2 separate regions of the Homo sapiens genome follow, and region 1 is linked to region 2. A link is an interaction called in ENCODE POLR2A ChIA-PET data of the cell type or tissue named here. Cell type or tissue: B cell. All regions are shown on one strand. Links, peaks and the distances in the headings refer to the core of each region. The heading gives the core; the rest is flanking DNA. Region 1 has its middle 11 kb from the start of MED18. Region 2 holds the start of PTAFR (platelet activating factor receptor).

Region 1 (15,011 bases), core at 4,550-12,549, 140 kb after region 2:
TCATTGAGAGGGATTATTCAGGCTACCACTCTCCTTGATTTAAAATGTCTTTTGGCTGGGCACAGTGGCTCACGCCTGTAATCCCAGCACTTTGGGAGGCCAAGGCGGGCGGATCATGAGGTCAAGAGATTGAGACCATCCTGGCCAACATGGTGAAACCCCATCTCTACTAAAAATACAAAAATTAGCCGGGCATGGTAGTGGGCACCTGTAGTCCCAGCTACTCAGGAGGCTGAGGCAGGAGAATCGCTTGAACCTGGGAGGTGGAGGTTGCAGTGAGCTGAGATCGCGCCACTACACTCCAGCCTGGTGACAGAGTGAGACTCCATCTCAATAAATGAATAAATAGATAAATAAATAAACAAAATGTCTTTTCTCTTCTAACACCAGGAAATGAATCAAGTGATCAATAGGATAACAGTGATACAACCAGCCTGGTGCTTCTGTCTATGATAGTTGTGCTTTGCTTTTTTTTGTTTTTTTAAGTCAGTACATTTTTATTCAAGGAATTTCATGTTGTGATTTTTTCCCACTGTCCACCAAGGTCACTATAGATCCTCTAAAGAGCTGGAGTCAAAATTTATCTTCAAGTTAGCCCTTTTTAATGGAACTGAGGCATATTTTAATCTAGTTGTCCTGTCAGCCCATAATTCTTTTATTTTGGCTTCTGTCATCTCCTTTTAATGTGGATATAGTAGCTGGGCACAGTGGCTCCTGCCTGTAATCCCAGCACTTTGGGAGGCTGAGGTGGGTGGATTATCTGGGGTCAGGAGTTCGAGACCAGCCTGGCTAACATGGTGAAACCCCATCTCTACTAAAAATACAAAATTAGGCTGGGCGTGGTGGCTCACGCCTGTAATCCCAGCACTTTGGGAGGCCAAGGCAGGCGGATCACCTGAGGTCAGGAGTCCAAGACCAGTCTAGCCAACATGGTGAAACCCCGTCTCTACTAAAAATACAAAAATTAGCTGGGTGTGGTGTTGGGAGTCTGTAGTCCCAGCTACTCAGGAGGCTAAGGCAGGAGAATCACTTGAACCTGGGAGGTGGAGGTTGCAGTCAGCTGAGATTGCGCCACTGCGCTCCAGTCTGGGTGACAGAGCGAGACTCCGCCTCAAAAAAAGAAAAAAAAATTAGCTGGGCATGGTGGCACATGCCTATAATCCCAGCTACTCAGCAGGCAAGGCTGAAGAATCGCCTAAACCTGGGAGGCGGAGGTTGCAGTGAGCTGAGATTGCACCATTGTGCTCCAGCCTGGGTGACAAGAGTAAAACTCCATCTCAAAAAAAATTAAAAAAAAAAATAATAATAATAATAATATGGGTACACTGAAGAAGACTTCAAAATTCACCAAGAATGTTTGGAATCTAATTTTTTAACCAACTTACTTTAGGGTCATTTTTAGCGTACGTGGATCTTCCTGGTTCTCAATTTGACACCCTCTCTAAACATGAATGAGTTTAAATCATATTCATTCCTAAGCAATCACACTCAAGAATAAGTACAGATGTGTGGAATATGCCAATACCTTTAACTCCAGATATCGTGTTCTCAAGATAAAAGCCTTTAAAACAAAAAGCCATCTTATGTATCAAGTCAGCATGAAATTGAAATACAAAATTAATATAGCTGAGGTTTTCCCTCATATCCTATGCTTTTAAATTATCTATTCTACAATCCTAGAATCAACATTTTTTTATTAAGAGACAGGGTCGGCCGGGCATGGTGGCTCACGCCTGTAATCCCAGCACTTTGGGAGGCCGAGGCGGGCAGATCACCTGAGGTTGGGAGTTTGAGACCAGCCTGACCAACATGGAGAAATCCCATCTCTACAAAAAATACAAAATTAGCTGGGCGTGGTGGCACATGCCTGTAATCCCAGCTACTTGGAAGGCTGAGGCGGGAGAATCGCTTCAACCTGGGAGGCGGAGGTTGCGGTGAGCCGAGATCCCGCCATTGCACTCCAGCCTGGGCAACAAGAGCCTGAAACTCCATCCCAAAAAAAGAGACAGGGTCTGTCTTTGTTGCCCAGGCTGGAGTACAGTGGTGCCATCAAAGCTCAGCACAGCCTCCAACTCCAGAGCTCGATCCTCCTGCCTCTGCCTCCCCTTCCTGAGCAGCTGCAACTACAGGCACATGCCTCGATACCCAGCCAATTAAAAAAAAAAAACAAACTCATACTGAACAATGAGTTCTGGGATGCAAAACAGGATTTATTTTTTGTACTTATCCATAAATATATATATATAAGTGCGTGCTGGTTGCTTTTTGTTGTTGTTGTTATTAGACCTCAAGACCATTGGGAATGTTTTTTTGTTTTTGTTTTTGTTTTTTTGAGACGGAATCTTGCTCTGTCGCCCAGGTTGGAGTGCAGTGGCAGGATCTCTGCTCACTGCAAGCTCCGCCTCCCGGGTTCATGCCATTCTCCTGCCTCAGCCCCCCAAATAGCTGGGACTACAGGCGCCTGCCACCACGCCCGGCTAATTTTTTGTATTTTTAGTAGAGACAGGGTTTCACCGTGTTAGCCAGGATGGTCTCGATCTCCTGACCTCGTGATCCACCCGCCTCAGCCTCCCAAAGTGCTGGGATTACAGGCATAAGCCACCGCACCCGGCTTATGTTTTTGTATTTTTAGTAGAGACGGGGTTTCACCGTGTTAGCCAGGATGGTCTCGATCTCCTGACCTCATGATCCACCTTCCTCGGCCTCCCAAAGTGCTGGGATTACAGGCATGAGCCATCGCGCCCGGCCTGGAATGGGTGGTTTTTTTACTACCTCTGGGTGAATGAGAAAGTACACTACAATAGCAAGAGAGCAGGAAGGGCAATTTATTATTTCTTTTCTTTTTTCTTTTTTTTTTTTTTTTTTGAGACGGAGTTTCACTCTTGTTGCCCAGGCTGGAGTGCGGTGGTGTGATCTCGGCTCACTGCAACCTCCGCCTCCTGGGTTCAAGCGATTCTCCTGTCAGCCTCCCGAGTAGCTGGGATTACAGGCACTCGCCACTACGCCTGGCTAAGTTTTGGTATTTTTTTAGTAGAGACAGGGTTTCACTATGTTGACCAGGCTGGTCTTGAACTCTTGATGTCAGGTGATCCGCCTGCCTCAGACTCCCAAAATGCTGGGATTATAGGCATGAGCCACCGCACCCAGCCAGGAGGGGCAATTTCCATTTGGAGTGAAGGAAGGGGCAGATTTGGGCGCAGGATTCTAATAATTGTTTATGAAGAGTTTCTATGTTTCATGAATTTTACATCTTTTATCTCTAAAAGACAATTTTGGCTGGACACAGTGGCTCTCACCTGTAATCCCAGCACTTTAGAAGGCTGAGGTAGGAGGACCACTTGAGTCCAAAAGTTTGAGACCAGCTTGGGCAACATAGGGAGATCCTATCTCAATTAAAAAATGAGCCAGGCTTGGTGGCACATGCCTGTGGTCCCAGCTACTCAGGGGGTGGACTGAGGTAGGATGATCGCTTGTGCCTGGGAGGTTGAGGCTGTAGTGAGCCAAGATAGCGCCACTGCACTCCAACCTGAGCAACAGAGCAAGAGCCTGTCTCAAAAAAATAAATAAAATAAAAATAAAAAGGTGGGCATTTTATAGAATAAGGAAGTTTAAATCTGAAAGGATTAAGCCACTTGCCCAAAGTCTTATAGCCAGTGAGAAGCCAGAGCCAGGATGTGAACTCAGGTCTGCATGATATGGATGCCAAAAGCCCAGGTCCTGGCCACCGTGCCAAGCTGCCTCTTGAGAAATAGGAGCTCCCCAGCCTCTAAAACATTACCCTCTTCCTGACATTGGCCCTGGAAGGTTGTTAGACCAGAACAACAACCAGGAGATGTTGCATGCAACTTAGGCACCCCACTTCAGTCATCTGTGATGCCTCAAGGACCAGAGTTCACAGTCTGTGCTTGGCACCCCCGTCAGAGCTTTGACAAGCAATGTGTTTGTTAGACATGTTGTCCTTTCCAGGCTCAACCAAACAGCTCCAGCCTGCCCGCGCTGACCAGCAGAGCAGGCCTCCAGGCTGAGTCACCGCCCAGGGGTGTTTCACAACCAACCTGTCTGTGCATTGAGGCAGCAGAGGCAGGAAAGGTCACTGGGTGGCCCATGTCACCTTGAGCTCCTGGACAGAAAGGTGGAGCCTGGCTCACCTGTACCCATCCAGTTCTCACCCGAGTTTTCTTTCTCTTCTTGTAGGCTCTCTCTTTAACCTGAGGTATTATCCTGAGCCAAGGGAAGTTTCAACAAGCTCCAGTTCCTCATCTGTAAGATGGGAACTACATACATATTTAAATTATTGTGCATCCTACATGCCCTGTATCATTTAATCTTTATAGCAAACCAGTGAGGTAGATGCTATTATTTCATTTTACAAATGCAGGTACTGAAGATCAGAGATGTTACGTCACTCACCAAAGTCACACAGCTGGTTAGCGCAGGGTCAGGAATCAACCCTAAGTCTGTATGACTAAAGAGTGTGGGTTCAGAAGGAAATGTTCAGGAGAAAAGTCTGGCTATGGCTCGGGGCCTGTAATTCCCTGCTGAGTAATTTAGGCAAGTCCCTTCCACTCTGTGGGTCACTCTGTGGGTCTTGGTTTCCCCATCCGTTCTGTGGGGTGGGAGATAGGAAGCTGGACTAATGAGGCTGGAGGCCTCTTTCGCCTTTAAGTCTATGGTCCTAAGATTTTACGCAGAAGGCCTTTCCCTCAGTCACGCCTAGAGTGTGGTCTTTGCTTCCCGTACAGCCCACTCTTGAACTTCCTCTGGGGGAAGAGCAGACAGCAGGAGATTTCCTAGCAAGCTGCAGCTCTTTTTTTTTTTTTTTTTTTTTTTTGAGATGGAGTCTGGCTCTGTCGCCCAGGCTGGAGTGCAGTAGCGCCATCTCGGCTCACTGCGAGCTCCACCTCCCAGGTTCACGCCATTTTCCTGCCTCAGCCTCCCGAGCAGCTGGGACTGCAGGCGCCGGCCACCGCGCCCGGCTAATTTTTTTGTATTTTTAGTAGAGTCGGGGTTTCTCCGTGGTCTCGATCTCCTGACCTCGTGATCCGCCCGCCTCGGCCTCCCAAAGTGCTGGGATTAGCAAGCTGCAGCTCTTGCACATGACAACTTTGTTGTGACTTCCACTGAGCCATGTCCACATCTGTGAAATTGGGATGACCATAGTACCAGCAACCCAGTCACAGTACACACCATTGTGCTAGGTGCGTCATCTACATTTCCTCTTTATCTTATAATGACCTAGAAGACGATGTCACTGCTTGAGGCCACCCGGTTTATAGGAAGTGGAGCTGCTGTCTCAGCCTAGGCATGTCTGCCTCTTTGCCCTTCGCCATACTGCTTCTCCTCTCCTAGCCATGATGGTGGGAGAATGCACTGAAATGATGAATGAAAAGCACCTGGTGACCCGATGTTACTGGCTCGCTTTTTCCCATTATAATGGGAGCTGGGACTTGAGTCTTCAACTGTTTTTGCATCCACAAATAATGCCAATGTGGGCCTTTCTATGGGTTCTTGGTACATAATTGCTGACTGATATAATTCTATTCGCTAAGGACAAGCAGGTGGAATTAGTCAATAATATTCCGGCCAAGCAGGAAGGACAACAATGTTGAGAATTAGCTCTGTGGTTGGCTTGGTCATTGCCAAGCAGCTATGCCCACTTCCCGCCCCCCCCCCCTTTTTTTTTTAACCTAGTCTCCTTCTGTTGCCCAGGCTAGAGTGCAATGGCGCAGTCTCGACTCACTGCAACCTCTGCCTCCTGGGTTCAAGCAATTCTCCTGCCTCAGCCTCCCGAGTAGCTGGGATTACAGGCGTCCACCACAATGCCTGCAAATTTTTTGTATTTTTAGTAGAGACGGAGTTTCGCCATGTTTGCCAGGCTAGTCTTGAATGCCTGACCTCAAGTGATCCACCCGCCTCAGCCTCCCAAAGTGGTGGGATTACAGGCGTGAGCCACTGCGCCCAGCCTTCCCCCTTTATTTAGTCTTAGATTTTGTCTTTTCATTATTTTATTTTATTTTATTATTTTTTTTTTTGAGACGGAGTCTTGCTGCTGTCGCCTGGGCTGGAGTGCAGTGGCACAATCTCGGCTCACTGCAAGCTCCGCCTCCTGGGTTCCAGCAATTCTCCTGCCTCAGCCTCCCGAGTAGCTGAGATTACAGGCGCCTGCCACCACGCTCGGCTAATTTTTTTTGTTTCGTTTTGTTTTGTTTTTTGAGACGGAGTTTCATTCTTGTTGCTCAGGCTGGAGTGCAATGGCGCGATCTTGACTCACTGCAATCTCTGCCTTCCGGGTTCGAGCAACTCTCCTGCCTCAGCCTCCCCAGTAGCTGAGATTACAGGCACCCACCACCACGCTAGGCTATTTTTTTGTATTTTTAGTAGTGACAGGGTTTCACCATATTGGCCAGGCTGGTCGCGAACTACTGACCTCAGGTGATCCACTCACCTGGGCCTCCCAAAGTGCTGGGATTACAGGCATGAGCCACCACCTCTGGCCATCTGGCTAATTTTTGTATTTTTAGTAGAGATGGGGTTTCACCATGTTGGCCAGGCTGGTCTCGAACTCCTGACCTCAGGTGATCCACCCACCTCAGCCTCCCAAAGTGCTGCGATTACAGGCGTGAGCCACCGTGCCTGGCATATTTTATTTTTTGAGACAGAGTCTCACTCTGTTGCTCAGGATGGAATGCAGTGGCACCATCACAGCTCACTGCAGCCTTGACCTCTCGGGTTCAAGCAATCCTCCTGTCTCAGCTGGGAAGCTGAGTAGCTGGGACCACAGGTATACACCACCATGTCTGGCTAATTTTTGTATTTTTTGTAGAGACGAGGCCTTGGCATGTTGCCCAGGCTGGTCTTGAACTCATGGGCTCAAACAATCCACCTGTCTCGTCTTTCCAAAGTGCTGGGATTATAGGGACGAGTCACCACGCCCATTCATATTCTTAGCTTTCCTTTGCCGTTATGACTTTTGTCATTTTTGTCCTGACACATTCTCACTCTCTTTTGTTTGTTTGTTTTGAGACAGGGTCTTGCTCTGTTGCCCAGGCTGGAGTGCAGTGGCGTGATCAAGCTCACTGCAGCCTCTATCTTTCAGGCTCAAGCGATCCTCCTGCCTCAGCCTCCTAAGTAGCTAGGACTACAGGCATGTGCCATCACACCTGGCTAATTTTTATTAATTTTTAGTAGAAATGAGTTATTGTTATGTTGCCCAGGCTGGTCTCAAACTCCTGAGCTCGGCCAGGCATGGTGGCTCATGCCTGTAATCCCAGCATTTTGGGAGATCGAGGCGGGTGGATCACCTGAGGTCGGGAGTTCAAGACTAGCCTGGCCAACATGGCAATACCCCCCTCTCTACTAAAAATACAAAAATTAGCCGGGCATGGTGGCGTGTGCCTATAGTCCCAGCTACTGGGGAGGCTGAGGGAGGAGAATCACTTGAACCCAGGAGGCGGAGGTTGCATTGAGCTGGGATCGCACCACTGCACTCTAGCCTGGATGACAGACTCAAAAACAAACAAACAAACAAACAAATGCCCCCTGAGCTCAAGCATTCCTCCCTACTCGGTGTCCCAAAGTGCATGAGCCGCCACGCTGGCCTCACATTCTCACTCTTTCCCCCTAGGAAATGAGAGAAGAGAATCCTAAGAGTTTGTAGAAAAGCCATTCAAACACTGATTCCTTATGAGCTCACCTGTCTAACCTCCATTCTCACTTCTCTCCCACCTGTCAAAGTCACACACCTGTCTGCCACAACTGACAATCTTATCCTCTAGCAGGACTTCTAGATTTCTGCAGAAACCTGGGATTTCTGGACACTCCAGTCTATTCATTCTTCTCTGCTTCCTGATGGGATTATCTCTCCTACTCTTACTCTGTTATTTTATTTACTAATATTTACTGTGTACCAAACCCTGTGCTTAGAATTGTAGTGACTTTCTAATTTCTCAAAATGGAAAAAGTATTTTTTTTGTACATTTTAGAGTTTTCTTCTAAAATATTAGAATTTCTAGGCCTGCCACAGTGGCTTATGCCTGTAATCCTAACACTTTGGGAGGACAAGGCGCGAGGATCGCTTGAGCTTGTGAGTTTGAGACCAGCCTGGGCAACATGGTGAAACCCCATCTCTACCAAAAATAGAAAAAATTAGCCAGGCATGGTGGTGGGTGCCTGTGTCCCCAGCTACTTGGTATTTTGTTTTGTTTTTGTTTTTTGTTTTTTTTGGGTTTTTTTTTTAGATGGATTCTCACTCTGTCACCCAGGCTGGAGTACAGTGGCGTGATCTCAGCTCACTGCAACCTCTGCCTCCCAGGTTTGAACGATTCTCCTGCCTCAACCTCCCGAGTAGCTGGGATTACAGGCACGCACCACCATGCCCAGCTAATTTTTGTACTTTTAGTAGAAACAGGGTTTCACCGTGTTGGCCAGGCTGATCTCGAACACCTGACCTCAGGTGATCTACCCACCTCGGCCTCCCAAAGTGCTGGGATTACAGGCGTGTGAGCCACCTCGCCCAGCCATTCACAGCTACTTGGGAGTCTTCAGTGGCAGGATCACTTGAGCCCGGAAGGTGGAGGTTGCAGTGCCCAGTGCACTCCAGCCTGGGTGACAGAGTGAGATCCCATTTCAAAATAAATAATTAATAAAATAAAATACATTTGAATTTCTTACAATGAGCACATAATGCTCTTGTAACCAGAAAAAAAACTATAAATGTTTTTCATTATTTTAATCAATTTTATTGAGATACATTTACATTTACATACAATTAAAATGCATCTGGGTAGGCCGGGCGCAGTGGCTCACACCTGTAATTCCAGCACTTTGGGAGGCCGAAGCAGGTGGACCACCTGAGGTCAGGAGTTCAAGACCAGCCTAGGCAAAATGGCAAAACCCTGTCTCTACTAAAAATACAAAAATTAGCTGTGCATGGTGGTGGGTACCTGTAATCCCAGCTACTTGGGAGGCTGAAGCAGGAGAATCGCTTCAACCCGGGAAGCGGAGGTTGCAGTGAGCCGAGATCATGCCATTGCACTCCAGCCTGGGTGACAAGAGCAAAACTCCATCTCAAAACAAATAAATAAAATAAAATAAAATGTATCTATTTAAATGTACATCTTGATGAGTGTTGACAAATATACACACTTGAGCACCTGACATCACAATCAAAATATAAATATTTCCATTTTTCCAGAAAGGTCCCTTATGTCTCCTTGCAATGAGTCCTCCCTACTTCCTGCCCTAGACAAGCACGATTTTATTTCTCTCACTGTAGATTAGTTTTATCTCTTCTAGAATATCACATAGATGGAATCATAAATTACATATTCTTTTGTGTCTGACTTCTTTCACTTAGAATATTGTTATTATTATTTTAGAGAAAGGGTCTTGCTCCATCGCCCAGGCTGGAGTGCAGTGGCACAATCATAGCGCACTGCAGCCTCAAACTCCTGGGCTCAAGGGATCCTCCTGCTTCAGCCTCCAGAATGTCTGAGACTATGGTTGCATGCCACCACGCTCAGTTTAGATTAATCTATCTTCTTATGTACATCAGTAGTTTTTTTCTATTGCTGAGTAGTATTCCATTGTAGAAATAAATCACAATTTGTTTATCCACTTGTGTGTGGACATTTTGTTTGTTTCAAGTTTTTTTTTTTTTTTTTTCTTTTTTTTTTTTGAGATGGAGTCTCTCTCTGTCACCCAGGCTGGAGTGCAGTGGCACCATCTCGGCTCACTGCAACCTCTGCCTCCTGGGTTCAGCAATTCTCCTGCCTCAGCGTCCCGAGCAGCTGGGACTACAGGCATGTGCCATCACACCCAGCTAATTTTTGTATTTTTAGTAGAGACAGGGTTTCACCATATTGGTCAGGCTGGTCTTGAACTCCTGACCTCGTGATCCACCCGCCTTGGCCTCCCAGAGTGCTGGGATTACAGCCATGAGCCACTGCGCAGGCTTTTTTTTTTTTTTTTTGAGAGAGTTTCTCTCTTATTGTCCAGGCAGGAGTGCAATGGCGCGATTTCAGCTCACTGCAACCTCCACCTCCTGGGTTCAAGCGATTCTCCTGCCTCAGCCTCCTGAGTATCTGGGATTACAGGCATGCACCACCACGCCCTGCTAATTTTGTATTTTTAGGAGAGACGGGGTTTCTCCATGTTGGTCAGGCTGGTCTTGAACTCCCGACCTCAAGTGATCGGCCCGCCTCGGCCTCCCAAATTGCTGGGATTACAGACATGAGCCACCGCGCCTGGCCATTTTTTTTTCATTTAAAAGGAAAAAAAGGTTATTTTCTTTTACTCTTTTTAAGTAACCCACACTCATCAAAAATTTGGAAGATAGGCTGGGCGTGGTGGCTCACTCCCAGTTACTTGGGAGGTTGAGGCGAGAGGATTGCTCGAGCCTGGGAGATTGATGCTTCAGTGAGCTATGATCTTGCCACTGCACTCCAGCCTGGGTGACAGAGTGAGACATTGTCTCGAAAAAAAAAAAAAAAAAAAAAGGCAGGGGAATCGCTTGAACCCTGGAAGTGGAGGTTACAGTGAGCTGAGATTGCGCCACTGCACTCCATCCTGGGTGACACAGTGAGACTCCATCTCAAAAAAAAAATAAAAGGAAAACAGAGACAAGTGGAGATAAAATAATCTCTGGTCCCATTAAACAAAGTTAAACAAAGGCAATTATTGTTAGTATTAGAGTGCTATGTTTTCTTCTCCTGTGTAAAGATGTTTTAAGGACTCTATATAATTAAAATCACACTGTACATTTGTAACTGGCTTGAGTAGTTAATATTATATCATAAATATTTTCCACCTTCTTTCTTTTGTAACCATTTTTAATATTATTTAATATTTTATCACTAGAATGTGGACTCTCTCAGGGCAGGGGTTTAGGTTGTCCCAGTTATTCTTTATATTCCCAAAGTTCAGCATGGTGCCTCTCCTACCGCAGGCACATAGTAAGTGCTGACTGTATTGTGTGCCACAATGTGCTTGCTATGCCCATATGGAGAATATGCCAACTCTCCTTACAATGTTCTTTTCACTAATTCTCTTTTTTTTTTTTTTTTTTGAGACAGTCTGGCTCTGTCACCCAGGCTGGAGTGCAGTGGAAGCATCTCAGCTCACTATAGCCTTGACCTCCTGGGCTCAAATGACACTCCCATCTCAGCCTCCCAAGTAGCTGGAATTACAGGCGAGGGCTACCATGTCTGGCTAATTTTTAATTTTTTGTAGAGATGGGGTCTCCCTACGTTGCCTAGGCTGGTCTTGAACTACTGGGCTCAAGTGATCCACCTGCCTCGGTCTCCCAAAGTGCTGGAATTACAGGTATGATCCACCATGTCCAGGACCCATCTTAAGTCCTAAGCACTAGTGTGTTAACCTCTGCCCTTCTGCTTCTCCATGAAGTCTTTTTGGGCTTTCTCCTCTCCTCTGGGTTGTACAAAGAGTCTCCTCCAGAAAACATTTGAGTTGATGGCATAAATAATGGCATAAAACCATTTGACCCAAGGAAGGGGGTAATTGTGATGAGATCTTAGGGGACCAGAAACAAACTCTTTTACTTCCACATAGATTATACAGCAGACTTGCAATTCTGGCAGCTGTGAGATGGAGAGAATACCACCTGCTTCTGAGAGCTAGTATGAGGAGGAAATGAATTATACAGATTCAGCTGAGCATGGTGGCTCACACCTGTAATCCCAGCACTTTGGGAGGCTGAGGCAGGTGGATCACCTGAGGTCTGGAGTTCGAGACCAGCCTGGCCAATTTGGTGAAACCCCGTCTCTACTACAAATACAAAAATTAGCTGAGTGTGGTGGTGCACGCTCGTAATCCCAGCTATTTGGGAGGCGGAGGCAGGAGAATCACTTGAACCTGGTGGGTGGAGGTTGCAGTGAGCCGAGATCATGCCACTGCACATCCACCTGGGTGACAGAGTAAGACTCCATCTCAAAAAAAAAAAAAAAAAATACAGATTCACAGAAAGTGCTTACCACAGAGCCTGGCACCCAGTAATCACACACTCAAGGGGAGCTGTCCAGGAAATTTGAGACCCAGTGGGTTAATTATCGGTTAATTATCTTCAGACTAAAACCAACACTGATTTCCCCAGACAGCCCGGGAGGGGAGAAACCCAAACAGACAGTTACAGTTCAGCTAAAACAGAGCTAATCTTTAATCTTTTATGGATACATGTAATACATTAACTATTATAGCTTATCCCCTCAAGGCACCTCAACACCTGGTCAACCAGAGGCTAGAGTTGGGTTGGCTGGGCTAAGAGGAAGGGAGCAAGTAAATAGGCCAATTACCCTTCTGCAACAGACTTTCTTAGGGCCCCGCCTTGAGATTAAGAGAATTAAATGGCTAATGCTGCCTGTCATTCAGCCAGTGGGGTGGGGAGGTGAATTTCTTGAGTCAGCACCCAATGAAGAACACTAGGCACAAAATTATATGAGGTGTTTTACCTGTCTCTCAGCAAACTAAACTCCTTAAGAATGGTGTCATTTCTTATTTGTCATTGGGTGTTTGCTGATGGTCATTACTATTAATAATAATGCTGTAGTTGTCATAATAGGAAAAAAATCCAAAGGCATAGAATTACTAAGGCTAAGTATCTATGAAATCATAAAGTTCGACTACTGCATTTTCTCAACTCTAAGATGCATTTTGTGTCTGGGTTTATCGGGCTTCAATTTATAACAGATATATATATATATATATATACACACACACACACATAGAGAGAGAGTGTTTATCAATCGACTGAAACTCTGTTATTAAATCAATACTATGACTTAGAGTGGACAGTGTCTAGGAATCAAGGAAATATGATAATTCAATCTCTCCCACTCGGAACAAGAATTCTTTCTTTTCTTTTTTTTTGAGATAGAGTCTCGCTCTGTTGCCCAGGCTGGAGTGCAGTGGCACCACCTTGGCTCACTGCAACCTCTGCCTCCCAGGTTCAAGCGATTCTCCTCCCTCAGCATCCTGAATAGCTCGCATTACAGGTATGTGCCACCATGCCCAGCTAATTTTTCTGTTTTTAGTAGAGATGGGGTTTCGCCATGTTGGCCAGGCTGGTCTTGAACTCCTGACCTCAGGTGACCTGCCCACCTAGGCCTCCCAAAGTGCTGTGATTACAGGCATGAGCTACCACGCCCAGCCAATAATTCTTTCTACCACAGTCTCTCCTTCAGTATTTCCACTGGAAGGGAGTCTACTTCATATCCGGGCCCCCCTTCCACTACTGGACACCACCATTGCGACAAGTTGTTCCTTTTATTAAGCTGAAATCTATATCCCTATAATTTTCACCCAACAATTCTAGTCCTGTCCTCTGGAACTATACAAAAGCAGTTAGTTTTTTTCAGGAGGCTATTACAGATTGAAGTTTGTGTCTCCCCAAAATTCATATGCTAAATCCTGGGAGAAGTAGAAATTTGCCCAGCACTACATAGGCACTGTGTACACCTGGAGGGCCTTTAAAAAAAAGAATCCTAACCTCCAATGTGGTGGTGAGCCTTTGGGAGATAATTAGGTCGTGAGGGTGAAGTCTTCATTAATGAGATTAGTGCCCTTGTAGGAAAAAACAAGAGAGATGATTTTTCTCTCAGCCATGTGATGCTATGAGAATGCAGCCATCTGCAATTCATGAAGCCGACCCTCACCAGACACTGTATCTATCAGCACCTCAATCTTGGACTTCCCAGCCTCCGGGAAATATGTGAAATCATTCGTTGTTTTGGCCACCCAGTCTTTGGTAACTTGTTATAGCAATCCAAACTAACACAGAGCAAAGTCTTAGTACAATAAATCTCTGGAGGCAGACAGATTTGGCTTTTAAACCTGACTCTGACACTTATCAGCAATGTACTTAACTTCTCAGAGCCTATTTCCTCATTTGCTAAGTGGGCTGAAGTCCCCATGGTTGTGAGAGTTAAATGAGTTAAATATACTCTAACCCTAACCCTAGCCCTTTCCTCTTCATCTCTCCTCAGTCCCCACTGGCTTTGTCATATATTCATATACTGGAAGACAGATGTCATGTCCACCCTTCGTAAGTCTTTTCTAATTAAACATTCCCCAATTCCTAAACCATTCTCCTAACAGTAAATCTGATTCATTGCATACCTACAATATACAGTATATACCAGGCACTGCCAAAGGCCTAAGAAGTTAAATAAACTGCCTAGACCCACACAAGCAGTTGCCAGAATTATAGATCTGTCTGACTGTAAAGCCACACCTTCAAATCTAGATCCTATAGCAGTACTGTCTAACAGAAATATGTGAGTCACATATATACTTTTAAATATTCTAGGCCAGGCATGGGGGCTCACACCAGCAATCTGGGAGGCCCAGGTAGTAGGATCACTTGAGGACAGGAGTTTGAGACCAGCCTGGCCAACATGGTGAAACCTGGTCTACTTAAAGAAAAAAAAAAAAATCAGGCGGGCATGGTGGCATGCATCTGTAGTTCCAGCTACTCAGGAGGCTAAGACATGAGAATTGCTTGAGTCTGGGAAACAGAGGTTGCAGTGAGCCCAGATTGTGCCACTGCACTCCAGCCTGGAAGACAGAGCAAGACTTCTGTCTCCAAATAAATAAAAATATAAATAAATAAATATTCTAGTAGCACCCTGTAAAAATAAGCTGGGCTCAGTGGCTTACACCTGTAATCCCAGCACTTTGGGAGGCTGAGGCAGGTGGATCACCTGAGGTCAGGAGTTCAAGACCAGCCTGGCCAACATGGTAAAACTCTGTCTCTACTAAAAAATAGAAAAATTAGCCAGATGTGGTGGCGGGCGCCTGTAGTCCTAGCGACTGGGGAGGCTGAGGAAGGAGAATTGCTTAAACCTGGGAGGTAGAAGTTGCAGTGAGCCAAGATCACGCTACTGCACTCCAGCCTGGACGACAGAGCAGGACTCCGTCTCAAAACAAAACAAAACAAAACAAATAAATAAAAATAAATAAACAAGTTAAATTAAATGTAATAAAATATTTTTATTTAA
Region 2 (15,011 bases), core at 3,770-11,769:
GGCAGAAAACAGGATCTTGAAAAGACATTTGCACATTCATATTCATAGCAACATTATTCACAATCATCAAGCGTGGAAACACCTAACATGTCCATGGACAGATGAATGGATAAGCAAAATGTGGTATATACATACAATGGAATATTACTCAGCCTTACAAAGGAAGAAAATTCTGACACATGTTACAACATGGATGAATCTTGAAGACATTTCTGCTAAGTGAAATAAGCCAGCTCACAGGAAGACAAATACTATATGATTCCACTTATTATATGAGACATTTAAAGTAATCAAACGCATAGAACCAAAAGTAGAACGGTGGTTGCCAGGGGCTGGGAGGAGGGGAAAATAGAGAGATGTTCAACAGATGTAGAGTTTCAGTCATGCAAGATGAAAACATTCTTTTTTGTTTGTTTGTTTGAAATGAAGTCTCACTCTGTCACCCAGGCTGGAGTGCTGTGGCATGATATTGGTTCACCACAACCTCCGCCTCCTGGGTTCAAGCGATTCTCCTGCCTCAGCCTCCCGAGTAGCTGGGATTACAGGCATGCACCACCACACCCAGCTAATTTTGTATTTTTGGTAGAGACGGGGTTTCAACATGTTGACCAGGATAGTCTCGAACTCCTGACCTCAAGCGATCCACCCTCATTGACCTCCCAAAGTGCTGGGATTACCAGCATGAGCCACTGCGCCCAGCCAAGTTGAAAACATTCTATTGGCACTCGCAGGATTTAAAAAAAGAAAAGAAAAGAAAAGAAAACATTCTAGAGATCTATTATACAACAATGTGAATATAGGTAGCATGACTGAACTATACACTTTAAAAATGTTAACAGGGACCAGGCACATGGCTGGAATTACGTGGCCTGTAATTCCAGCACTTTGGGAGGCCAAAATGAGTGGATCACTTGAGCCCAGGAGTTTGAGACCAGTCTGGACAACATAGCAACACCCCAGTCTCTATAAAATAAATTTTTCAAAATGCATGCTAAGAGAGTAAATTTATGTTACGGTTTTCACCACAGTAAAAAAAAAAAAAAAATCAATGGGCCTAAGAGACGACAAATTTGAAAGTACATTGTGTATTTTTAAGTTAGAGTCATATGACTCAGTTTATGACTTAAAAGCTATGCAACCTTTGGTAAAACTGCTTGCCGCCTTCGGGCCTCATTTGTAAACCACATCTCTTTCATCAAGCGAAATAAAGGATGTACAGTATTTAGAGAACAGTGGTTAAGAGCACAGACTCTGGAGTCAGACTCTGTAGTCAGACAAACCTGGGTTCAGATCTTACCTCTCTCACTTCCTACCACAGAACCACAGCCAAGCATGTCCTCCCTCTGATTCTCAGGTCCCTCACTGAAAATGGAGCTGATAATACCCAGGCACATACCTCTCCAGAGTGGTGTGAAGAGTCAATGAAATAATGTGTATAAAGTCCTTATCAGGGCTGGGCGCAGTGGCTCATACCTGTAATCCCAGCACTTTGGGAGGCCAAGGCGGGCAGATCACTTGAGGTAAGGAGTTCGAGACCAGCCTAGCCAACATGGTGAAACCCTATCTCTACTAAAAATACAAAAATTAACCAGGCATGGTGGTGCATGCCTGTAATCCCAGCTACTCGGGAGGCCGAGGCAGGGGAATCACTTGAACCCAGGAGGCAGAGATTGCAGTGAGCCAAGATGACGCCATTGCACTGGAGTCTGGGCGACAGAGCGAGACTCCATCTCAAAAAAAAAAAAAAAAGAAGATGCCTGGTCTGGTCTACAGTGAGAGCTCATTGAATGTTGGCTATTGTTACTCTTACTTCCCTACCCCAGACAGAGTTGGAAATTCCACCTCAAGTTCCCATAACAATCTATCACATTGCATTATCATAGCTGTTGATTTCTCTCTCCTTTTGGACTGGGAATTCCCAAGGGCCAAGGCTTCTGGCATATCACCAATACCCATCACAGGGCCTCCTACATAGCAAACACATGAGAAATACTGACTAAATAGACAGGTGAGCCTCTGTACACACACAGTCACAGTGTCCCTCACTCTTCGCTTCCAAACTCTCACACCCCAGCTCTAGCCACTCCCAGCTCTTAGATTCGCTGGGGCCAGTCCCACTTTCCTCATCTATAAAATGGGAATAGCATCAACATTGAGGCTGGAAAGGTGGCCCACATCTATAATGCCAGCACTTTGAGAGGCTGAGGTAAGAGAATTGCTTGAGGTCAGGAGTTTAAGACCAGCCTGAGCAACATAACCAAATTTTGTCTCTACAAAATTAAAAATTAAAAAAAAAATTAGCCAGGCATGGTGGCACATGCCTGCAGTCCTAGCTACTATGGAGGCTGAGGCTGCAGGATCACTTGGGTCCATTACAGTAAGCTATGATCATACCACTGCACTCCAGCCTGGGCAACAGAGCAAGACCCTATCTCTTAAAAATAAAAATAAGGGCCCGGCGCGGTGGCTCACGCCTGTAATCCCAGCACTTTGGGAGGCCAAGGCGGGCGGATCACAAGATCAGGAGATCGAGACCATCCTGGCTAACACGGTAAAACCCTGTCTCTACTAAAAATACAAAAAATTAGCTGGGCAAGGTGGTGGGCGCCTGTAGTCCCAGCTATTCGGGAGGCTGAGGCAGGAGAATGGCGTGAACCCGGGGTGCAGAGTCTGCAGTGAGCCAAGATTGTGCCACTGCACTCCAGCCTGGGCAACAGCGAGACTCCATCTCAAAAAATAAATAAAAATAATAAATAAATAATTAATACAAATTAGGCTGGGTGGGGTGGCTCACACCTGTAATCCCAGCACTCTGGGAGGCCGAGGCAGGCAGATCACCTGAGGTCAGGAGTTCAAGACTGGCCTGGCCAACATGACGAAACCCCATATCTACTAAAAATACAAAAATTAGCTGGGTGTGGTGGCGCACATCTGTAATCCCAGCTACATGGGAGGCTGAGGCAGAAGAACCACTTGAACCCGGGAGGGGGAAGTTTCAGTGAACTGAGATTGTGCCACTGCACTCCAGCCTGGGTGACAGACCGAGACTCCATCTCAAAAAAAAAAAAAAACTTGACCTCACAGGATAGCCCTGATGTTGAAGACAGACAACCTCTACAGTGCTAGGCATATAGAAGGTACTCAATACATGAGTTACTTCCTGTTCTGACATGCCCTGTTGCTTGATATTTGTGCCCTGACCTGGCCGTGCCGACCACACCCTCTAATGTTACCTCTCACAGAGTGGTTTCAATACCATTTCTCCAAGATGCAGAAGGATTTGAGCGACGAATTAAGGGAGGAGAAATCCTGACCTCTGGGGAATTCTGTGCCAGGCTCCCTACAATTCCCAGCGCAAGGGACCATGCACATTTATTGGCTGATGAATGAAGCACCATGTCTGGGAGAGGTTACGGACAGGGTCTAGGGCACGAGGGATGAGGATGATCTGGGTACCAGTCAGAGTTACCCAGTGTTCCTTCTCATTGGGGACCTCATCCTGGCCCCAGATATGTATATTACATTGAGGAGACTCAGCCTCTGCTCAGTTGGCCTAGGAAACCCCAAGTCTGGCCTGGGTCTCTCCTCCTGGCTCCCAGATACCCAGGTGGTATCTGTTTGTGAGTTACCCTATCCAATTTTGCTTCCAGGACAGGGCCAGGAAGAGGGAGGGAGGAACCATCTCCTCTGGGCTGCCCCAGCACTGGGCACATCATGCCTCTGTTATGCCTCTGGTTTTTGTGTGTGTGTTGCGGGGGTGGGGGGTTGAGACTGAATCTCAGTCTATCACCTAGGCTGGAGTGCAATGATGCAATCTCAGCTTACTGCAACCTCCGCCTCCCAGGTTCAAGCGATCCTCATGTGTCAGCCTTCCAAGTAGCTGGGATTACAAGCGCATGCCACCATGCCTGGCTAATTTTTATATTTTTAGTAGAGACAGGTTTTCACCATGCTGGCCAGGCTGGTCTCAAACTCCTGATCTCAGGTGATCCACCCACCTCAACATCCCAAAGTGCTGGGATTACAGGCATGAGCCACCGCACACAGCCATGCCTCTGTTATACCAGGAATCACGCTGACATCTTCCCAGCCTGGGAGTTCCTGAGTCCTGCTGGTGTCCTCGTGGCCAGTCCAGGACCCCGTCCAGGGAAAAAAGCAGGGCTGGGCACAGGCCCTGGCGTCACACAGACCTGAGTCTGCACCTGGGTCTGTTTCTTCCTTGCTGCGTGATCCTTGGCTCTCCCAGCCTCCTTTTCTTCATCTGCAAAATGATGGTAATAAAACCTTCCTCACGGGGTGGTTGTGAGAGCTGAGTGAAGCAATTTACTCAATAACTGTGAACTCCCTTCCCTGCTGTCCTCAGAAAATGTTTGTTGAATAAGTGAATAAAGAAGCAACCAAACTGGCCATGCACTAAGCCAGCTACACATTCTCTCCTAGAAGCAACCGGGGTTAGCCGGAGAGAAAGCATAGGAACCGAAACCAGGAGATGTGGGCTCTGGCCTCAGCTGTGCCACTCACCCACATATCTTGACTGAGCCTCATTCCAGCTCTGAGCCTTGGGGTTTTTATCTGCAAAATGCGGTGCCTGTGCCTCGCTTATCTCAAAGCATTGTTGTAAAAAAAAAAGGAAGTGAGATTATTGGTGGTGACAGTTTTGGGTAAACAGTAAAGCACTTGGTACATTGAAATGGACTTTATGAACTGTGAAAGGTAGTGCAGGCTGGGTGCAGTGGCTCACGCCTGTAATCCCAGCGCTTTGGGAAGCCAAGGCAGGAGATGGCTTGAGGCCAGAAGTTCAAGACCAGCCTGGGAAACATAGCAAGATCCCGTTTCCACAAAAAAAAAAAAAAAAAAAAAAAGTTTTTTAAATTAGCCAGGCATGGTGGCATGCGCCTGTAGTCCTGGCTACTTGGGTGGCTAAAGCTGGAGGATAGCTTGAGACCAGGAGTTCAAGGCTGCAGTGAGTCACGATCATGCCACTGCTCTTCAGCCTGGGTGACAGAGCAAGACTGTGTCTCTTAAAAAAAAAGGGGGGGGGGTGTGCGGGGGGTGTAGGCCAGGCATGGTGGCTCACATCTGTAATCCCAGCACTTTGGGAGGCCAAGGCAGGCGGATTGCTTGAGCACGGGAGTTCAAGACTAGCCTGGGCATCATGTCAAACCCCACCTCTACAAAAAACAAACAAACAAACAAAACAAAACAAAAACAAAAACAAAAACAAAAACACAAAAATTAATCAGGCAAGATGGTGTGCACCTACAGTATCAGCTACTCGAGAGACTGAGGTGGGAGGACTGCTTGAGCCCAGGAGATCGAGGCTGCAGTGAGGTGTGATCACGCCACTGCATTCCAGCCTGCGTGACAGAGCAAGACTCTGTCTCAAAAGAAAAAAAAAAAGAGGAGGGGGGGCGGGGTATGCACAAATTTGGTTTTGACATGCTTCTCCCATTAGCCAGCCAAGCTCAACTCCAAACCCAGGCCCTGAAGATCTCCCACCTACAGAACCAAGGGGGTGGGGAGGGGTGGCTGAGTGGTGATCCTCCCCCTGCATATTCTGTCTCTCTCTCACACACAAACACACAAACAAATACACACACAGAATCTGGCTGTGATTCCCCTCGGCCAAAGACACACAGAGGCATATCAGCCTCTCAGCTGGCTTTGCTGGCCATCTGCTCCTGGGAGGGGAGCTGTCTGGCTGGAGCAGGCCACATGCAGCCCGGATATGCTCCCGGCCCATCATTCCAGATACATGTAGACATAGCCAGAGCCAGCTCCCTGTCCACCCCACATAACCACAGACACACATGCACACACAAAGACACACCAGAGGCTTCTCCCCGCTCTCATCATGCTGTCAAGGAGCCCAAGAGGGGGTGGTCAGAGAGGGGGCTGCAGCAGGGTCCCAGCACTTGCCCTTTGGGAGCTGGCTCTGCTCCCGACCCAGACACACACCCCTAGGCCCATCAAGGGGTGCTGCCGGCTCCTGCTCCACTGTTGCCCTCTCTGAGGTCCAAGCCTCCACCCATCTAGGGGATCAGAACAGGAAAGTGGGGGATGCCACCAAGAAAGAGAATGCCATCCTCTTCAACAAGGCCTCCTTCACAGGCCTGGGGTGGGAAGTGGGGAATCTCTGCTCCCTGTAAAAGGACAATAAGATCCCAGCCTCTCCTCATACCTGCTTCCCACCACCAGTCAGAGAAAACTCAGTCCTGTAGGCACATTTTGTCACTGATAGCATAAACTGTGAATTCCTTACTCCTTCAATGACCAGATGGGGAAACTGAGGCCCGGAGATGAGAAAGGATTTTCCCAAGGTGAACACAGTGTCAGGGGCAGAGCTGGGACCAGATACTGGGCCTCTGGCTCACCGTCCGTTCCCTTCCAACTGCAAAAACCGCTTCATCATTCATCTGTCCTGTGCATATTCTAAGCATATGCTATGTTGCAAACCCTGTGCTAAGGATAAAGGATACAACAGTGAACAAAACAGTTTCCTCATCCCTAAGGCGTTTAACAGCAGGAATCCCAGAGTCAGCATTAGAGGGAATTCATCAGTCCCCTTTGCGCAGCATTTTCCAATTGACAAAGCACTTCCCCATCCCAACTCTTACTTCATCCTCCCTGCAAACTCACAGATCAGTGGTTTGTTTGTTTTGTTTTGTTTTGTTTTTTGAGACGGAGTCTCGCTCTGTTGCCCAGGCTGGAGTGCGATGGCGCCATCTCAGCTCACTGCAACCTCCGCCTCCCAGGTTCAAGCAATTCTCCTGCCTCAGCCTCCCGAGTAGCACCCGCCACCACGCCCAGCTAATTTTTGTATTTTTAGTAGAGATGGGGTTTCACCATGTTCGCCAGGATGGTCTCCATCTCTTGACCTCGTGATCTACCCGCCTCGGCCTCCTAAAGTGCTGGGATTACAGACGTGAGCCACCATGCCCGGCCCACAGAGGTCAGTATTTTAACCTGCAATCTGCAAAGGAGGAAAGTGGAACTTCCGAACAACTCAAGGCCCCGGCTTGTCAGCAGGAGCTGAGATCGAAACCCCGGATGCCCACCTGAGGCCCAGGACCCAGTCATCTAAGGGGCTGAACTCTTTCTCCGGCGGTTTGTCAGCACCTAAAGATAGTGGTGTCTCTTTTGCTTCTCTAGCACTCCCCAACACACCTCCCACCCCTACCGCCTCCCCCAACACACACACCACCCCAAACACCTGGAACACAGCTGGGTATTCAGTCAGAGCTAAAGGAGAGCAGCCAGAGGTGTGGGGAGAGAGCCTGCTGGTTCTGTCATATTTCACAAGTGAGTGAGTGCACAGCCCCATGTCTGGACCTCCTGCAAGCAGAGGACGGTGGGTGCCAGCCTGGGCCCTGTCCCCAGCACCTGGGACCTGATAGGGGCTATTGTTTGTGGGCTTGGCCCTGTGTATAAGAACCTGGTTATTTTCAGCACCCCCTTCCCCACCCCGCAAACCTAGCATTTAGTGAGTTCCTAAGTACCCCGCCCTGTACCAGATCCTTTATATGACCCGACAATTCTGTGGGGGAGATGGGATTATCATTATTTGACAATTTAGAAAACTGCACAGAGATGGAGCGTAACTTGGCCAAGACCACACAGCTAGTCAAGTAGATGTCATTTGGCTCCCTGAGATCCAAGCTGCCCCCATCACCACCATCACCACCTCCCAGTAGGGTCTCTGGGGTCAGCACTGCCACCATCACCACCATCAACACCTCCCAGTGGGATCTCTGGGGTCAGCACTGCCCCAGCCTCAGAAAAGCCAAACTTGGGTGTTGGGTTCTCCAGGAATGTTTGGACACTAGAAGTTATTTCTAAACATGAGACTCTGGGCCTGAGAAAGGTGCCAGAAAAATCCCTTAAAAACAGAAGCAGCCGAGCACAGTGACTCAAGCCTGCAATCCCAGCACTTTGGGAGGCCGAGGCAGGCTGATTGCTTGAGCCCAGGAGTTAGAGACCAGTCTGGGCAACAAGGCAAGACCTCGTCTCCACAAAAAATACAAAAATTAGCCAGGCGTGGTAGAGCATGCCTCTAGTCCCAGATACTCGGGAGGCTGAAGTGGGAGGATCACCTGAGCCTGGCAGGTCCAGGCTGCAGCGAGCCATGATCGCGCCACTGCACTTCTGCCTGGACAACAGAGTGAGAGACCCTGTCTCAAAAAAAAAAAAAAAAAAAAAGAAAAGAAAAGAAATAGAAGCACCCATCTGCTTAGGTGCAGCCTGGGGGCATGACCTTGGTTTGCCTCCTGAGGACATTTTTATATGCCTCCCCCTTGCCCAGCAGGGGCCAGGATTCCCCCTTACCTGTAGCAGGGGCAGCGGCTTCAGCTGCAGTGACCGTGTGTCTCTGTCTGGGTCCTGGCCCCAGCCTCAGCCTCTATGCTGTCTGGCAATTGCAGAAGTGAAGAAACAGAGCGTATCACTACCAAGTCACCCCTGGGAGGAAATGCTGTGGCCCTAGGGCCTCTCAAGGGGTACCACAGGAACTTCCAAGCTGGGCCGCCAGGACCTGGGCACTGCACAGAGGCTTCTCAAAGAGCGAGGGATGGGGTGGGGTGTAGACAGCGCCCGAGGCCAGGAGCTAAGGTGAGAAAGAGGAAAAGCAAGAGAGAGAAAGCAAGTGCATGTACTCAAGAGAGCGAAAAAGGGAGCATGAGAGTGAGAAAGAGGAGGGAGGAGAGATGAGGGACCAGGAAAATCAAAGGAGAAAGGGAGGAGGCAGGAGGGAGTCGGGAAAAAAAATGAGAGGGCGGAGGAATGGATGGAGGGAGCGAGGCTCAGGGAAAAAGACAGATGTAAACACCGGGAGAGATGAGAGGAACAAGGAGATTCAGGGACAAAGACAAGGTAAGATCCAAGACAAAAGACGAGATGACAAGACACAGACAGCGAGCATGTGCCTGTGCACATTTGGGTCTGTGCGTCTCTGGATGGGGGTGAGAGAGAAAATAAAAGAAGGGGAGTGGAGGAAAGAGAATGCCCGCTGGGATATAAAGTGGAGGGAGAAGAGAGGAGCTCGGAAGAGCCACTGTGGTCAGGGGCATGACAGGGCAGGGCCTCCCTGGAGACCAAGAAACATTGAGCCCAGAAACCCCATGGGAACAGATCTGTGGGGGTGGAGGTGGAAGCTCCCTGAGACCGTGTTTTGTAGAGATAGGGTCTCCCTGTTTTGCCTAGGTTGGTCTCAAACTCCTGGGCTCAAGGGATCCTTCCGCCTCAGCTTCCCAAAGTGTTGGGATTACAGGCATGAGCCACTGAGCCTGGCCCTGTGTTTGTTTTTTTGTTCATGCGGTTGATTTCTGGAGAGAACTGGCTCCATTGTCCAGTAGAATGTTCTATATTCTGGACTTGGTTGATTGCTTCCTTGTGAGGTCCTTTAATCTATTCCTCTGTCTCCTGTATTTTCTGAAAACAGGTTTGATTAGATTCAAATTTGGACATACTTTCTTCTTTTTTTTTTTCACCCAGGCTGGTGTGGGTTGGCAGCGTATGAGTTCATGGGAGCATGCAGGTGAAGAGGGGTGGACAATCGATGGTGAATGCACATGAATCTCTGAGTGTAGGTGTGAGGGTATGTGTGAAAGTGAGCTGGTGGGGGCATCCCGTGTGCATAAGTGAGAGGTGAGCCAGAGTATCTGCCTCAGTTTCCAGTCCATTTACCCACTCATTCCTTCAACCAACCAACAAGCACCATCTGAGCACCCCCAGGCACCAGGCACTGGGGTGGACCCTGTCTAAAGAAGCAAGTCCCTCAGATACATCAGCCGACCCAACAACCTCCTACACAGAGAGGGAAACTGAGGTCCCGACAGGACCAGGGTCCCACAGCAAGGCAGGTATAAGGAGAGTCGGGGGCCTGCATCAGCATCCAGTCTCAGCTCCGCTCTGGGTATCTGGGCCAGGCTCCTCCTCCTAATGTCCCTTATCAAAGCCAAAAATGGCTCTCAAAGGACAAAACACTTTTTTTATTTTTTTATTTTTTATTTTTTTTGAGACAGAGTCTCACTCTGTCTCCCAGGCTGGAGTGCAGTGATGCAATCTCAGCTCACTGCAACCTCTGCCTCCCACTTTCAAGGGATTCTCCTGCCTCAGCCTCTGGAGTAGCTGAGATTACAGGCAAGCACTGCCACGCCCGGCTAATTTTTGTCTTTTTAGTAGAGACGGGGTTTCACCATGTTAGCCAGGCTGGTTTTGAACTCCTGACCTCCAATGATCTGCCCACCTCAGCCTCCCAAAGTGCCAGGATTACAGGCATGACCCACCGCGCCTGGCCAGAACAAACCACTTTTAACATTTGCCTCAGTCATGTAGAACTAGAGCCAAGCATCTGCCCCCTCCTCCACCTCCAGCCCCCCATCACACACAGGCAGACACACTCAGACCACATAACACTTGCACACTCGCATACACTCAGCGCCTACTCTCATGCGAAGATGCCCACTCACACTGTGTTCCTCCACTCACCTGCACACTCACGCCCAGTCTCCCCTCACTCACACCTGCCAGGCTCATCTCCTTCCTCGAGTTCATGCGTCCATACTGCTCCACACTCACGCACCGCACACACTCTCCCAATCCCCATGTCCTGCCAGGGACACTGAAACAGGCTCAGGCCAAGCACTTTGGGAGACCAAGGCAGGAGGATTGCTGAGCCCAGGAGTTCGAGACCAGCCTGGGCAATATAGTGAGACCCCATCTTCATATTTAAAACAAAAAAAAAAGAAAAGAAACAGGCTCAGTTTGATCATTTCTTCTTGTCTCCCTTACAGGCTTTTTGAGCCTCGAGTGCCCTGAAATATGAGGACATGGTCTGTACATGAACTTAGCCTTCATGCAAACTGCTCACCTAAAAGGCAAGGCCTCAACTCTGCTCCCCAGCCCAGATCCTTGGTTCCAAAACAGTTTCACCTCAGCCCTCCTCCAGCCACCACCCTCCAGGAGGGACAGCAAGCCTGGGAGGGACCTCCGGGATCAACCAGCCTCCATTGCCCAGAGTCTCCAGGACGCCTGGCTCAAGGTCCGGAACTGTTGGCTCGGCCTGCCTTCCAGTATAGTCCCTTCCATGCGCGCATGTGGCAACTGCAGATCAGCACCTCTTTTGAGATTATCAATAAGCAGGGTAGGTAGGTAGATATTACTATCAATATTTTACAAATGAGGAAACTGAGTTCAACTCTTTCTCTCACACCCCACATCCATTCTGTTAGCAAATTATGTTGGCTCCACTTGAAAATATGTCCAGATTTGGCCGGGCACAGTGACTCACGCCTGTAATCCCAGCACTTTGGGATGCTGAGGCGGGCAGATCACTTGAGGTCAGGAATTCAAGACCAGCCTGGCCAATACGGTGAAACCCTGTCTCTACTAAAAATAATAATAATTAAAAAAAGAGCCAGGCATGGTGGCACACACCTGCTGATTACCGCTGGTAATCCCAGTGGCTTGGGAGGTTGAGGCATGAGAATTGCTTGAACCCAGGAGGCGGAGGTTGCAGTGAGCCAAGATGGTGCCACTGCACTCCAGCCTGGGTGGAAAAAAAAAAAGAAAATATGTCCAAATTTGAATCTAATCAAGCCTTTAGGTCTAACCTCAGTTTTCAGAAAATATAGGGGACAGAGGAATAAATTAAAGGACCTCATAAGGAAGCAATCAACCAATTCCAAAATATAGAACATTCTACTGGACAATGGAGCCAGTTCTCTCCAGAAATCAACCGCTTGAACACAAAAACAAACAGAGGGCCAGGCTCAGTGGCTCATGCCTGTAATCCCAACACTTTGGGAAGCTGAGGCGGAAGGATCCCCTGAGCCCAGGAGTTTGAGACCAACCTGGGCAAAACAGGGAGACCCTGTCTCTACAAAACAAAACAAAAGTTAAAAATAAAATGAAATAAAAGCACAAAAGAAACAGGGAGGAGATTGTTCCAGATTAAAAGAGATTTAAGAGGATGGACATGGTGGCTCACGCCTGTAATCCCAACTACCCGGGAGGCTGAGGCAGGAGAATTGCCTGAACCCGGGAGGCAGAGGTTGCAGTGAGCCAAGATCAAGCCACTGCTCTCCACCCTGGGCGACAGAGCAAGACTCTGTCTCAAAATATATATATATAAAAAAGAAGTTGCAGCTGAGCCTGCAACAGGCAGGGAGGGAACCAGGAAATAAATACTCAAACCTTTCTCTTCTCCCATCCTCTGACATCTTATCGGCACCGCCAGTTGGCTGACCCCAACCAGAAACAAAGGAACCATTAATGTGGTCCATACAGGGCAGCCTCCGGGGCAAGAGGTGGGTGAAGAAGGGTGGAGTGTACTCTGGGCATGCATCACCAATCCCACAGTGGGTCTGGAGGAGAAAGCAGAAGATATCCAGGACAGACATACCTGAGAAAATCACAGAAACTGGTATATGGACAGGATTTTAGATAATTCTAAGGAATTATTGATAATAGCATTAAGAGATAATGGTGTTGCAGTTATAAACAAAATGTCCATATATGTGGAATTTGCTTTAAAATATTACAGCAAAATAAGAAGAAAGGAAGGAGAGAGAAAGTAAAGAAAAAGAGAAGAAATAAAGAAGGATGGATACAGAGTATGAAGAAAAAAGAAAGGAAGAGGAATGAAGGGAGAGAGGGGAGAAATAGAAAATGTGGCAAAATATTTATTTTATTGATTGATTGATTTTTATTTATTTATTTTTTTGAGATGGAGTCTCACTCTGTCTCCCAAGTTGGAGTGCAGTGGCGCGATCTCAGTCTCACTGTGTTGTCCAGGCTGATCTCAAACCCCTGACCTGAAGCAATCCGCCCTCCTCCGCCTTCCAAAGTGCTGGGATTACAGGTGTGAGCACCACGCCCGGTCGTGTGTTATTTGAAACCACTAAGTTTGTGGTAACTTCTTATAGCAGCCACAGGAAACTACCACAAGGATTTCTTGTACTCTTCCTTCTCTTTTTGTGTATGTTTGAAAACTTTTCTATGAAGTTGTGTTTGAGCACGTACAATTCACAACACCACCTATAAAACAGTCTTGCCAAGGAAACCGAAACAGAATCAGCAAGTTTAATCACTAGTTTACTCCTGTTACAGAAGGAAACAGATCATAGGGATGCACTCAACAAACGCACATGATAAGAAACATATGGAACACACAACCTGCTTTCTTCAATAAATAAATTCTAGCCGGGCGCGGTGGCTCACGCCTGTAATCTCAGTACTTTGGGAGGCTGAGGCGGGCGGATCACCTGAGGTCAGCAGTTCAAGACCAGCCTCAACATGGAGAAACCCCGTCTCTATTAAAAATACAAAATTGCCGGGCATAGTGGTGCATGCCTGTAATCTCAGCTACTCGGGAGGCTGAGGCAGGAGAATTGCTTGAACCTGGGAGGCGGAGGTTGCGGTGAGCCGAGATTGCACCATTGCACTCCAGCCTGGGCAACAAGAGCGAAACTCCATCTCAAAAAAATAAAAATAAATAAATAAATAAATTCTAAACAAGAAAAAAAGATATAGGGAGAAACTATTGATTAAAAGATAATTAAGAGGTCAAGCATAGGAGCTCATGCCTATAATCCCAGCACCTTGAGAGGCCGAAGTGAGAGGATCACTTGACACAGGAGTTTGAGACCAGCCTGGGCAACACAGTGAGAACTCACCTCTAAATAAATTAACTACTTAAATAAAGAGAATTAAGAGACATAGCAACCAATTGCTACATGAATCTTCTCGGATCCTGATTCAAACAAAAGGGAAAAAAAAGAAAGAAATTGGGCCAGGCGCAGTGGCTCATGCCTGTAATCCCAGCACTTTGGGAGGCCGAGGTGGGTGGATCACTTGAAGTCAGGAGTTCGAGACCAGCCTGGCCAACATGGTGAAACCCCGTCTGTACTAAGAATACTAAAATTAGCTTGGCATAGTGGCACATGCCTGTAATTCCAACTACTCAGGAGGGTGAGGCAGGAGAATCGCTTGAACCTGGGAGGCAGAGATTTCAGTGAGCCAAGATTGCACCACTGCACTGCAGTCTGAGTGACAGAGTGAGACTCTGTCAAAAAAAGAAAGAGAGAGAGAGAAAAGGAAGGAAGGGAGGGAGGGAGGGAAATTGAGCATTGCCAGGCATGGTGGCTTATACCTATAATCCCAGCACTTTGGGAGGTCCAGGTGGTCCTCACTTGAGGACAGGAGTTTGAGACCAGCCTGGACAACATAGCCAGACTCCATCTTTACAAAAACTTTTTAAAATTCGCTGCAGTGAGCCATGATCATGCCACTGCACTCCAGCCTACATGGCAGAGTGAGACCCTGTCTCTTAAAAAAAAAAAAAGTGTGCTGATAATTGTTGAAGCTGGCTAAGGGTACATGAGGATCCATTATACCTTTAAATGTACTGTTGCACATGTTTTCTGTTCTTTTTGAGACGGAGTCTCACTTTTGTCACCCAGGCTGGAGCGCAACGGCACGATCTCGGCTCCCTGCAACCTCCGCCTCCCGCTTTCAAGTGAGTCTCCTGCCTCAATGTCCCAAGTAGCTGGGATTACAGGCACCTGCCACCATCCCTGGCTAATTTTTGTATTTGTAGTAGAGATGGGGTTTCACCATGTTGGCCAGGCTAGTCTCGAACTCCTGACCTCAAGTGATCCACCCACCTCAGCCTCCCAAAGTGCTGGGATTACAGGTGCGAGCCACCAGGCCCGGTGGTTTTCAATTTTTTATAATTAAGAAAGGGTTTTTTGCTGTTTGTTTTTTAAAGAAATTCAATTTTGTGTTTGTTTTTTAAAGCAATACTTGTTGAGCTTTTGAGATCAGAACAGCAGTGAAAAAGAAAACTGTCCCAATGTTATGTAGTGGATAATTGTGTCTTGGGATATAATTTTCCTGTGATAGCATCTTATTGGGATGTTAAGTGCTGTATCTCATTCAATGGAGACGGAAGTGAAAAGTATGCAGCCTAGAAAGCTCTGTTAAATGACAGAAAAGGGGCTCCAACAACAATG

Evidence for each region. ChIA-PET counts read pairs that join two places held together with the same protein. Peaks named below come from ENCODE experiments on the same cell type or tissue, not always from the same donor. Only the 100,000 strongest peaks of a DNase experiment are listed, where the experiment ranks them.
Region 1: POLR2A ChIA-PET joins it to region 2 with 10 read pairs; 5 of 35 experiments call an interaction of 5 or more read pairs at or near these places.

What each region holds. Positions count from the first base shown.
Region 1 is chr1:28,310,152-28,325,162 of GRCh38, forward strand. No RefSeq gene overlaps it. Among named protein-coding and RNA genes, the nearest start is that of MED18, 11 kb to the right of the region's middle. RefSeq lists an enhancer at 3,486-3,986. In B cell, for the core only: no CTCF peak of the experiment used is centred there; no DNase peak of the experiment used is centred there.
Region 2 is chr1:28,168,267-28,183,277 of GRCh38, forward strand. PTAFR (platelet activating factor receptor) reads right to left here and starts at 8,424. Exons shown (of 2, transcript NM_000952.5): 1 at 8,326-8,424. RefSeq lists enhancers at 2,899-2,948, 2,989-3,098, 3,139-3,208, 3,219-3,268. In B cell, for the core only: a CTCF peak has its summit at 8,532; DNase peaks (open chromatin) are centred at 4,555, 7,025, 8,445, 8,995 and 3 weaker places; H3K4me3 peaks cover 3,774 bases; H3K27ac peaks cover 1,564 bases.